2 separate regions of the Homo sapiens genome follow, and region 2 is linked to region 1. The links are chromatin contacts, found by Hi-C or POLR2A ChIA-PET in ENCODE. All regions are on one chromosome and are shown on one strand. Each heading gives the region's core, a stretch centred on a gene start or an enhancer-like site at or near the end of the contact. The rest is flanking DNA. Distances are from core to core; before and after follow the strand shown. Region 1 overlaps GRIA1 (glutamate ionotropic receptor AMPA type subunit 1). Region 2 overlaps GRIA1 (glutamate ionotropic receptor AMPA type subunit 1).

What was found. A loop is a pair of places that touch in the nucleus more often than their neighbours do. ChIA-PET counts read pairs that join two places held with the same protein, here RNA polymerase II (POLR2A). Pooled maps may share reads with other maps.
Region 2: a loop to region 1 is called in a map of endothelial cell of umbilical vein, with 5 times the contacts of the local background. The contact joins two enhancer-like sites. A Hi-C loop is called at or near these places in 5 of 168 maps with a recorded cell type or tissue (MCF 10A, PC-9, endothelial cell of hepatic sinusoid and 2 more) and 4 of 50 pooled maps. POLR2A ChIA-PET finds 5 or more read pairs at or near these places in 3 of 52 experiments (AG04450, IMR-90 and OCI-LY7).

The regions. Positions count from the first base shown.
Region 1 is chr5:153,550,200-153,552,965 of GRCh38, reverse strand. All of the region lies in intron 2 of GRIA1 (glutamate ionotropic receptor AMPA type subunit 1), which reads right to left. Among named protein-coding and RNA genes, the nearest start is that of GRIA1, 61 kb to the right of the region's middle. Within about 2 kb of position 1,250, at least 7 of the 41 ENCODE cell types and tissues checked have a DNase peak (open chromatin) inside an H3K27ac peak, as active enhancers do; they include IMR-90 and endothelial cell of umbilical vein, where a contact is called at or near this core.
Region 2 is chr5:153,618,541-153,621,240 of GRCh38, reverse strand. The region is part of intron 2 of GRIA1 (glutamate ionotropic receptor AMPA type subunit 1); the gene reads right to left. Among named protein-coding and RNA genes, the nearest start is that of GRIA1, 130 kb to the right of the region's middle. Within about 2 kb of position 1,365, at least 2 of the 41 ENCODE cell types and tissues checked have a DNase peak (open chromatin) inside an H3K27ac peak, as active enhancers do; they include IMR-90 and endothelial cell of umbilical vein, where a contact is called at or near this core.

The sequences.
Region 1 (2,766 bases), core at 1-2,500:
TAGCAAGACCCTGTTTCTACAGAAAAAGGTTGTTTGGAAAAGAAAAGCTGGAGAAATAAATAAATAATTCATCCTAAGCTTAGATACTTAACAAGGAAAGCTTCATTTTGACATCTCTTTGAACTTATGAAAAAGGACAGACCAGAAGATCTCTTAGGCTTTGCTATGCAAAATATGATTGGGGGACCAGAAGCATTGGCTTGTAAGAAATGCTAAACCTTAGACCCTGCCCCCACAGAATCTGCATTTTAACAAATCTCCAGGTGATTTGTATGCACAATAAATTCTGAGTAGTATTCTTCCAAGGTACTGGTTCTTAGATGAACTGATCTGTATACTGGAATCATCTGGGGAATTAAAAAAAAAAATCCTGACAGCTTGGTCCTCCCCAGAGATTCTTATTTAATTGGTACTGGATGCAGCCTGGTTATAGGGTATAGGTGATTTTGATGTGAAGTAACATTAGAAAATCCTTGTTCTCAGGGACTCCTTTAGCTTTCAAACTCTGTAAGTCTGTGAACTTGCCAAAAAGAGCAAAAACAGGCCACTAATTGAAATACCTTTAGGAGTCAAGCAGGTAATGTAAAGGAGTCACACAAGCTGGTATGGACAGCAGCAAACTGGAGAGTGTGGGTTCTTACAGGACGTGGCCAGCATTCGGCTGTTACCCTTAAAGATGGGAGTCCAGTACTGCCAAACCTTCTTCTTTTTTTTTTTCTTTTTTTTTGCTGAAAATCCAAATTTCTATTCAAAGTCTCATGATGTTTTTTTGTAATGTTGATCGCAAAGTCAATTTTCTTCTCTCTTCCTCTTAAAAAGTTATGCTACACATAAAATCACTGGATGCAATCCATAGAACACCAGTTTGGGACCTCTGGTGCAGAGAAAACAGGCCTACAGATCTACCCATAGAAAGAGTCTGAGCCTCACCCCACAAAACACTGGCAGACAATTCCAAAGTGATGATTCATTCTGAATAGAGCATGTGACTGCTTCGGAGAGGATGAGGGGGGGCTTTCTCTGCCTTCTTTCTTGAAGGAATTAGGGTGACTATAGTATTTTCCCTTTGAAAAAGGAACCACATACTTTACAATGTATCATGATCACAGAAAGGAAACACTCTTGGCATAACTGAAGCTAGGTCCTGGAAAACACTACTCCTCAAAGAAGTTCAAAGAACAGAGTGCCAAGGCTATGACACAGCATGAAAGCAGGGGTTCAGGGAGGAGGATGGGCTATGAAAGCATAGTGATTGGCTGTAATCTTCATGAGACAAGAATGTACTACAGCAAAAGGGCTATGAATAATGCAAAGACTACTCCTGGGAGAAGGAGCCTTCTGAAGGTGATTTACAGTTCTGATGGTTGAGACAGTTCATTTCAGATATTGCAAGAGACATCTGGCTCTATTTACAGAGCTATCTGTTCTCTTCCATTAATCGAAATCCCATCCAAACTGGAGCCTTTAAAGACTACTGGGAAATGTGGTCATATGAGCAGAAAAATGGAGAGTGGTCACATGAAAGATGCAGTTTCTATCAAAGGTTCAAATGAAATAAAATAAAAAGTCCTTTAGGAATCATAGGCCTGCTCATTAAGAAACAAACAAACAAAAAAAACTGTAAAAAGATCCGATTTTATTCCAATGAATAATATCATTCTACAACATTCAAATAAATGTATGTCTTTCTAGTGAGACTAGAAGCCACACGAAGACAAATAAAATCAACACATACATTAACTATGCATGACCGAGCAAGGCCGATTTGGTGTAGGGAATGCTACAGAAAATATTACATCTTCTATTTGTGCATATCCTGAGTAGTCTATTAAGGGTCTAGACACATAATAAAACATAATCAACACTTACATGACTCTTGAGCCAGTTATGAATAATAGCTTTTAAAAAAAACTGCATTGACCTAAAGCAGTGGTTTTCTTACTGTAATCCCCAGACCAGCTATATCAGCATCACTTGAGAGCTTGTTAAGAATATAAATTCATTGTATACATATGTAACTAACCTGCACATTGTGCACATGTACCCTAAAACTTAAAGTATAATAATCATCATCATAATAAAAAAGAATATAAATTCTTGGGTCCAACCCCAGACCTACTGAATTAGAACCTCTGGGGGTGGGATCTGGCAATCTGTGCTTTCTCAAGCCGTCCAGATGATTGTGAGGCAGACTGTACATTATTTCAGTTAATTCTTACAACATCCTATTAAGATAGACAGGTTAGGATTTACATCCTCATTTTAGCTGAGGAACAGGTAAAGTTATTTGTCCAAGGTCAGAATGTTAGTAGCAAAATGAAGATGCTAAGCTTTTTCTACCTTGATATTGAAGGAAGATTTTAAATTTTCTAGCAGTAGTTGATTTGGTTCTAGTTGCAAATATGGTTTTTTCCTTTACCTTAACAATTGTACCTATTAGAATAGGTACAATAATAGTAACAATTCATCCAACCAGTTGTGCCATTCAAGCAATAATAGTAACAATTCATCCAACCAGTTGTGCCATTTTTTCCTTATCTGAGTGCTTCTGCTCCTACCCTGCCTTAATTTTTTTTTTCATCTTTTAAAGCCCACCCCAATGCCTGCCTCTACTGTTAGCCTCTCCCATTCACCCCTGGAGAGCCTTCATGACACAGCTCTCTACTTCTTGATCTTCTAGGACAGCTGTGTGTACACGTCTTTACCCCACAGTGGACTCGACTCCCTGGTGGGAAATGAACATATCTTAGCATATCTATATACCCC
Region 2 (2,700 bases), core at 116-2,615, 68 kb before region 1:
AGCTGCCAAGAACCTAATGATTTTTAGGAATTTGGGGATATAGATGCCACAGAAAGCCTCTCAAGAAAGCTTTAGCCTCTTCTCTAAAACAATATAGATATGCAAGTATATAATACAATTTACATATGTGATTTCAGGTTGCATGTATTAATACATGGATTCCTTAAAATCCAGGGCCACTATGTTGCATGACAGCAGTGGGCATCATTCCTCATGAATTAATTGTTGCCTGTGAAGACCATCCACAAATCATGGAAGCATAACAAAGCTATATTCTCACTGTTTTGGTTGGTTGGTTGGTTTTGTGATATTTAACAGAAGAACAAAATGAGATTCAAGAACTTAAGTGATTTGTTTTGATTACCACAGCCAAATAAAGGCAGAACTAGGGTAGGAACTACAACTTCCAGAAGGCAATGAGGTATTGTGAAAGAGAACCAGCATTAGAGTCAGGAAACCTTTCAACCTTGGATTATACCATTTACAGTCTATAAGACCTTAATATCCCCCAAGACTCAGTTTCCCCATTTTATAAATAGGTACCAAAAAAATGAAATAGTATTTTAAAACCCTAGTCTGATAGAGTGTTTTTAGTCTAATATTTAAATAGAAGAAATCATGTCAAGTGCTAACACAAGTTGTGGCACCCAGTAAACACGAATTCCCTGGATCCAGGTCTATTTCCTCAGCTCAGGCTCATGTGTAACAAGCAGATAAAGTTTTCTTTCTCTCAGGACAAGTGTTCTTGAGATTTCCCCACCGCTTCCAACTGACCAGAGGCTATAGGCTCCACCTCAGGTTCTCTGGATCAGATAAGTCTACAGATGGTGTCATTGCCTGTGCACTCAAATGATTTGGTGTTCCTTTAAGTGCTTGTCGCATTGTCTCAAGTAGAATCTCAGAGATGTTTGTGTCCTCTCTAAGCATGGGTGCAAAAATAGGAAAAAAAAAAAAAGTCTATCCCAAAGGGAAGAAAGCCCATTCTAGAAGAGCATCTAGTTCCTTCTATGTTTTCCAGTGCTCATTTCGGCATGTACAATATTCATTATTCATAGTGCAAAGAAACCACATTATACTTCCTGACCTACAGAGGGGTAATGCTTTTCACTCTAATCTTGCATTTTGTATTTGCATCTAATTCACACTTAATCAGAATTTATAGGTCACTTCTCTGTATACATTTCATGGTGTGTCACACATTAAAAAACAAGCTTCTTGTTTTAGCTCATTATAAAAGCCTAGAATGTCAGGAATGGAAAGAACTGTAGAGACTTGTTCTAACTTCCTTATATTTATCTACAGGGAAGCGGTAAGTGCTCTGGGGTGGAGTTTGGGGAAATATTGTCCTCAAGGTCACACAGTAAGGCTGAGTCAGAGGCAGCAACAACACTTGAGCATCCATTTCCTGACTCTTTAAGTTTAGTGTTCTTGCCATGTTTTCCCTGACCTGCCTCAGATTTTAAGAGGCCAGAAAGGCCAAACGGTTGTAGTAGTATTTTCCCACTCTTAATTTCTTCATCTTCTCTCTCTCTCTCTCTTTTTTTTAAAATAATTTTGTTGGACAGTGGGATAAAGTGGGATAAAGATACCTTGTCCCTTTTCCATTTTAAATAAATGGCTAGTCCTCATTGCTTGCTGCCTTTATAAGCCTTCCATTTGGCTCACCCTACCCCATGCCTTCCATTATGTGGATAGCGATTTGTCTTTCTCTCCAGTACCATGGGCTATGTCACTGCCTGATTATCCTCCTGTCTCTCAGTAGACACAGAGCCCATCTGCTCCCTTTCTTGAAGTTCCCTTACAGAAGAGGTCTTTCCCCAGAGAAAATGCCCTAACCTAGTCTTTCTAAAATGAGTAAGATCTTCGGACTTCTCAACTCGAAATGACTGGCTTGATAAAATAAAATATCCAAAATGTTCAAATGAATTAAATACAAGGATAAGTTTGGGGCTTCCTAATGTACCTCAGGACTCAGTGTCCATTTTGTATAATAACTCATAGGAGACATGGCCCCATCATTGTGGAATCTTTGAAAAAAATATGCAGGTTGAATGAGACACTTTCTTTCATTAAATGAGTCAACAGAGAAGAGGAAAAAACTGTTTAAACCAAACTGCATTTCTGACCATTGCCCTATCAAGCTAAGATCTGTCCCTGACCTAAGTGAGGTCATGACTGTGCTATCTAAGTCTGCACAGACAGACAGTTGTGTGAATTTTATGAGGTCATTATCTTGAAATGCCTCCATTATTAGCATTGTCAGGAAATGGGATCTTTGAGAAAGTAGTACTAAATAAATTTCTCTTGTAAGCAGCTAAAGAATTTTAAACATTTTGAAGAAAAATATCCTAATAGTTTCTATACATGCTTCTGCTTTTATAAAAAGAGCATAATATACAGAACTTCTCCTTGGCCAACATAGTAGTGTCACAGGTAATAAATACTTGCAGACCTAGGCACTGTATTTTATACTTCTTTCTATTCTCTTTAATTTCCTGGAATGAATCCTGGCTCATAGCAGGCATAGAATAACTGGTTCCTAGTTAATAATCATGAGCATTTGTGCATATTATAACTCCCTTAGGGATTCTTGAGGTGGTAGGGTGCTCTGTTTGTTTTCATTTCTTTGTTTCGGTCCCCAGACTGCTCCATACGTGGTGAGCCTGAAGTCTCCATTGGGCCTTCCCTCCTTGTCAGCTG